Regions from separate parts of the Mus musculus genome. Here region 1 is linked to region 2. Evidence: chromatin contacts called from ENCODE POLR2A ChIA-PET data. All regions are on one chromosome and are shown on one strand. The core of a region is the stretch at or near the end of the contact, and the rest is flanking DNA. Distances in the headings are between cores, read along the strand shown. Region 1 holds the start of Sars (seryl-aminoacyl-tRNA synthetase). Region 2 holds the start of Psrc1 (proline/serine-rich coiled-coil 1).

Region 1 (2,700 bases), core at 171-2,670, 61 kb before region 2:
CTTAACATTTATTATTATAACTTCTCTTGGCTGCTTTCCATTTTCCAGCCGTCCGATTGCTAGATACTCAGGAAAGTGTTCTTTTTAGGAGAAGACACAGGAAGGGGAGAGCAGGTTTGTGGGTTCCGTGTTAGTTAATGTTTTCTACTGTGTGAGAGCAGTAGGTTTTTGGTTTGGTTGTATGTGTGTTTGGTTTTTGAGACAGATTCTCACTACACAGCTCTGGCTGGCTTGGAGTTCGGTATTTAGAACAGGCTGGCCTTGACTTTACAGAGCTCTCTACCTCCGATGTGATATAAAAGGCACCTACTACTAAGCCTGACTAGGTTTGGGTTTTTTGGAGACATGCTGGCCCTGAACTCATGCACCCGCTGCTCCCACTCACAAGGGATGCACATGGACATGCACTACCACATCTGGCCAAGAGAGGTAATTTCAAATGAGGTCTTCTCACTTTAAGAGTAACAGGTGTGTGTAGGTTGGGCTTGGTGGCACACCCCTTTGATACCAGAGACTCCCCAGGAAGAGGCAGGCATCTCTGTCTGAAGCCAGCCTGGTCTACATAGTGAGCTCCAGGACAGCCAGGCCTATAGATTCTATCTCAACAAACAAAACAAACAAACAGACAAAAAGAATAACTTGAACGTGTTGATAGAATAGCCTGGCAATGCTCAAATTACATAAACATAGAATAGTTTCAATCGTAAATATAAGCTACAACTTCTTGCAAAGGTCTATTGGATTTGGGTGAGGGATATGTGAGAAGAGAGGTGTGCTCATCTCATGGACTGTCTTCTGACACCCAACCCTTCTTCCCCTGGTTTTCAACACAAAACTGTAGCCAAAGCTGCAGGAGACCGGGAGGGGACAAGCTCAGATTATCCTGCCTCCTAGCCTCCCTCCAGTGTCTCTGTTTATTAAGTCCATCAGGGTCTCTAACCTTGTCCTTTTATCTCAGGGGGGCTTGGCAAAGGTTTGTTGCGGGAGGAAGGGGGTAGGGCTAGTATAAAAAGAAAAATAAAGGATGAAATGGCACACATCTTTAATCCCAACATTTTGTTTGAGGCTGGCCAGGTTTACATAGTTGCTAGTCAGAGCTACACTGTGAGACCCTGTATCAAAACAAAAAGCCCCAGGGCTCGAGAATCTTGAGGGTAGGTAACTGGGTGTGTGCTCTGTAATCAAGATAGAGGAAAACTGGCATCTGCAAAGTGCATTGTCTTCCAAGTCAGCTTCGGTCCACACCGAGATACTCCCTTCAACCAGAGGAACCTGAGGCATTCACGATTTCAGTGGGGGGCGATCAGAAGGCCTTTCAGTAAGGAGTTCAGCAGAGAAACAACCCGCATAAGGCTACCACGCCCTTTTCACTTCTCACCACTCCCTCTGGACCCTGCCTAACACTGCGGCTTCCGGCGAGCTAGGCGCCGCCCCCTCCCGGGCTGCCGGGTGCCTGCGCAGTGAGACCAGGTCAGCGCGCAGGCGCAGTGCATCGTCCACCCGCCGCTTACAGTCCTCTCTTAGTGTTAACTGGTGAGGTAGAAGGATGGTGCTGGACCTGGATTTGTTTCGGGTGGATAAAGGAGGGGACCCAGCCCTCATTCGAGAGACGCAGGAGAAGCGCTTCAAGGACCCGGGGCTGGTGGACCAGCTGGTGAAAGCAGACAGTGAGTGGCGACGATGTAAGTACCAGGAGCTCGCAGTATCCCTTGAATCCCTCATGGCTTCAGAGGTCACAGCTTACAGCTTTTGTCAGATGCTCCCGCGACTGGCCGGCTCTACCGGCTTGTCCGTAGAACAAGCTGGGAACCGGGCTTGTCCCCCTCTCCCTGCAGCTCCCGCGGCCTGGGTCCCTCCCCGCGCGTGCTCTATGCTGACTGCCGCCAGTGCTTTAGGAAGGAGCTGCACGCACGCACGCGCAGGGAGAGCTGTCAGGCCCTTGCGTAGCTACAGCAAGCCAGAGCTGGAGTTTTACTTGGGGGGCGGGCTGGGAATTAATTTTCTATACATTTTGGTCATTCTCAGTGTTTTATTCGTCTTTAGCAAACCCAGCGTAGTCCTCCGGGTTTTGCAGGGATCAAAGGCTGCTCTCTCAGACTGAGTGACTTCTGCAGCACCCTAGGATTACTCCACCCCAGTCGAACCATCTGGGGACTTTGGAGGCTACTCTTGACTAAATGCAGTGACCCTGAAATTTGGGGTGGCCACTTCTCCAACCCTGAAGGCATACCTTTAAGAATCAGGCTTTTCCGTGCTAGATCAGATAGGACGGAGGGGTGCTGTAAGGCAAGAAAAAGCTTGTAATTACTGAGGATGGTTGTGATTTGTGGTAGTTTTCTGGAAAAGACGTTGGCAGCGTAGAAGTGACCCATCGTCATTCAGGAAATTAAAAGAAGCTCTAGAATCCTCTGCCTCCCAAGTGATCACCTGGCAGACCGGATGTTGTCAGTGGCATGTGACTCGGGTAGTCTGATGCAATAGGTCTGCAACCAGCTGAGAACCTGGTTTATAAGAGCACTGCTAAGGCAATCCCACGATCCAAGAGTGTCTCCCTCCTACTCCCACCCTCCAAAATAAACAGGATTTCTTTCTCTCTGTAGCCCTGGCTATCCTGGAACTTGCTCTGTAGACCAGGCTGGCCTTGAACTCAGAGATCCACTTGCCTCTGCTTCGAGAGTGATCAAGGGTGTGTGCCACCAT
Region 2 (2,700 bases), core at 181-2,680:
AGGGCTATCCTTCAGGACGAAGGTCTCCCGCCGAGGACTGGGTTTCCCTCTGGGGCTGGGCCTTCCAGGGCCTGTACCAGCCCTCTCCCGATCTTTCAGGGCACACTCCTCCAGCTGAGCCGCCAGGCGGTTGGCTTCATCAAGAATCTCTTCCAGCTTCTCTGGGCTGAGCGGGCCCAAGCTAAACCGCACACCCTGGAGGGCGGGAGCTACTTCATTTGGGTTACTCCGATGGGCGAGGCCCCGTCGAAGTGGTTTCTCTGGACTCACTAATACTGTTATGTCTTCTTCCTCATGACTGAAAAACAAATATGGCACCATGCTGGACAACAGCTAGCAGAAGGCATTCCTGTCGGCGAGTCGGGGACAATCCCCAACCCTGACTCCATTTTGGCCATGAGAACTGCTTTTAGGTGAGGAAAACTTAGTTCTACTCCCATTTTCTGAGACAATGTCTCAACTCTATAGCACAGAATGATCTCAAATTCAAAATCCCTCCTGCCTTCTCTCTCTCTCTCTCTGTCTCTCTTTCCCTCTCTCCCTCCCCCTCTCTGCACTCTAGTCTATCCTAGGAGTGTGGGGGTGGTTTGCAGGGCATGCCTCAACATGCCCAGGGACATTCATCTTTCATTTACATTTACCCCTAAATTTCCCTACAGCTTCTCTGTTCTCACCAGCATGTGTTCTAGAGGCCCAATTCTACCAGACTACTGCCATCAGAGGGTACCATACTCTGCTAGATTACCAACCACGGTTCTAGAGGCCCATAAGTTAGCAGTAAAGGGTTACAGATGTATTGCCGGAGGAAAATAATAAATGGATAAATAGGCTGGTACCTGTCAGATGGAGACAGCCCTCCGAAGTCCAAGGTCTCGTCCACAATGAACTTGATATCTGAAGGGATGAGAAGAATAAATGCCAGCTATCAGTTCTTGACAGACAGACTCTCAGGGGCCCGTTCCTCCCTCCATGGCTTCCTTACCCTCTTTCAGATCCTCCATGCTCAGCCAGCATAAGCGAGTCGGCTTAGACCTGAAAGAAAACATGCCTACCTCAGGTGTCTATCATCCTGCCTTAGGGCCCCATCAAGACTCGGAGTGCATTAGCTGGGGTGAAGAGGCATGGTGGTGGTAAAGCAGGATCAGCACGTGTCCCTGAAACTAGTCCGTTATATTAGGGAAAGGTGCAGAAAGCTCGACACCTGATGTGCAATCCGCCAACTTGCGCCCTGGCCTCTCCTCAGTCGGTCAGTCTTCACCTCCATCCTTACTATTATCCGAAATTTCGCTCCCCCCCTACCCCACCCATTTTCCACTCCGCGGCACCACATCCCCGCCACACCTCCAGCGCACACTCGGTTTCCACTCCCCACCTCGCTTCACAGTCTACGCAGGAAGCTTTTCTTCTACAATCTCCCAGTTCCCGGGAAAGGGCTCCCGAGGGGCGGAGCTTCGTTCGAATTTCTTAGGCTCCACCCAGTCCCGCCACAAACGCACAGCGATTGGTGAGTCCAAGGGGGCAGGGCTGAGTCGGGAGCAGTCGGGATGTCAGCCGGAGAAGATTGTCCCTTGGACCAAAGGGCACTTCCCAAAAAGGGTAGGGGGCTACAGCGGAACGGCGGGAGGAGCCGTGAGTGCGCGGTGGCGTGTACCGGAGCGCCTCCTTCTAACCGCGAGTCAGACAAGGGGAGAACTGTCGAACCAATGTAGGCTTGGAGCCCCGCCTCTTCCCCCACCTCCTGGATTCCAGCATCTGAGACTGGGTTTCCTTGCTGGGTTTCTCGCGTACTTGCAGAGACCACCAAATAGACCATCTCTCCAGCACTGGAGCCACAAGATTTCTTCATTTAGCATAAGGCCACTTCTCTGAGATATCTGGCATTTTTTTCTTCCTGCTTCAACCCCAACCCCCAAACGATGAGTATGAGCAGCTATTTAAGAGTTTAAATAAATAACAAAGAAGTCATTCTTCCAGGCAAACAGTAAGTAGTAATAATAATAAAAGATGTCAGAGCTGTGCTCCCTAAGTGCAAAAGGATTACCTATTGCTAAAGATCTTGTTCGTGTGAAGAATTTATTTCTTCGCCAGGATGCTGGAGATGTGTGCACTTTAATGGTGGGCCTGTAAAAGTTCAGCAAATAGCATGGTCTGGCGCATCCTTAGAGCACAGTCACTACCACCTTCTACCCTAGGCTTGCTTCAGGTTGGAAAGAAGCCTTTGCTGTTGTGAATGTTGTTGACTGGCTATGACCAGACCACTCCTCTCCATTCACTGATACACACACACACACACACACACACACCATCTGTTTCTTTTCCCTTTGTTTTTTGCTATTTTCTGAGACAGAGACTAGTGTAGCTCATGCTGGCCTTTGAATTCACCATATAGCCAAGGATGACCTTGAAGTCCCGACCCTCCTGCCCCTACCTCCCAAGTGCTGGGACTAAAGGCCTGTGCCACTCTACTCTAGGACCATCCTCTGAGACATCTGCAAACATCTGCAAGCATCTTCAGGAGTTCTGTTGCGCCTGCTTCGGAAAGACCATCACAGCTGGGCCTGTGGACGGTTTACCTTCCGTCATAGAAGGAGGAGGTGGGACAGAAGGTCACGGGACCTTCACCTGAGTATGCAGCCGTCCCTCTCAACCAGCTGTATGCAATTCTGTCCTAACTGCAGATGGTTTGGGGGAAGGGGCTAG

What was found. ChIA-PET counts read pairs that join two places held with the same protein, here RNA polymerase II (POLR2A).
Region 1: POLR2A ChIA-PET joins it to region 2 with 51 read pairs in embryonic stem cell. The contact joins the promoter of Sars here to the promoter of Psrc1 in region 2. POLR2A ChIA-PET finds 5 or more read pairs at or near these places in 4 of 5 experiments (Patski and embryonic stem cell).

The regions. Positions count from the first base shown.
Region 1 is chr3:108,443,979-108,446,678 of GRCm38, reverse strand. Sars (seryl-aminoacyl-tRNA synthetase) reads left to right here and starts at 1,420. Exons shown (of 11, transcript NM_001204979.1): 1 at 1,420-1,682. The coding sequence starts at 1,547.
Region 2 is chr3:108,382,568-108,385,267 of GRCm38, reverse strand. Psrc1 (proline/serine-rich coiled-coil 1) reads right to left here and starts at 1,430. Exons shown (of 8, transcript NM_019976.3): 1 at 1,342-1,430; 2 at 983-1,032; 3 at 837-894; 4 at 1-298. The coding sequence starts at 1,001. It overlaps Gm12522 (predicted gene 12522), which reads left to right and starts at 1,527. Exons shown (of 3, transcript NR_040560.1): 1 at 1,527-1,981; 2 at 2,472-2,700.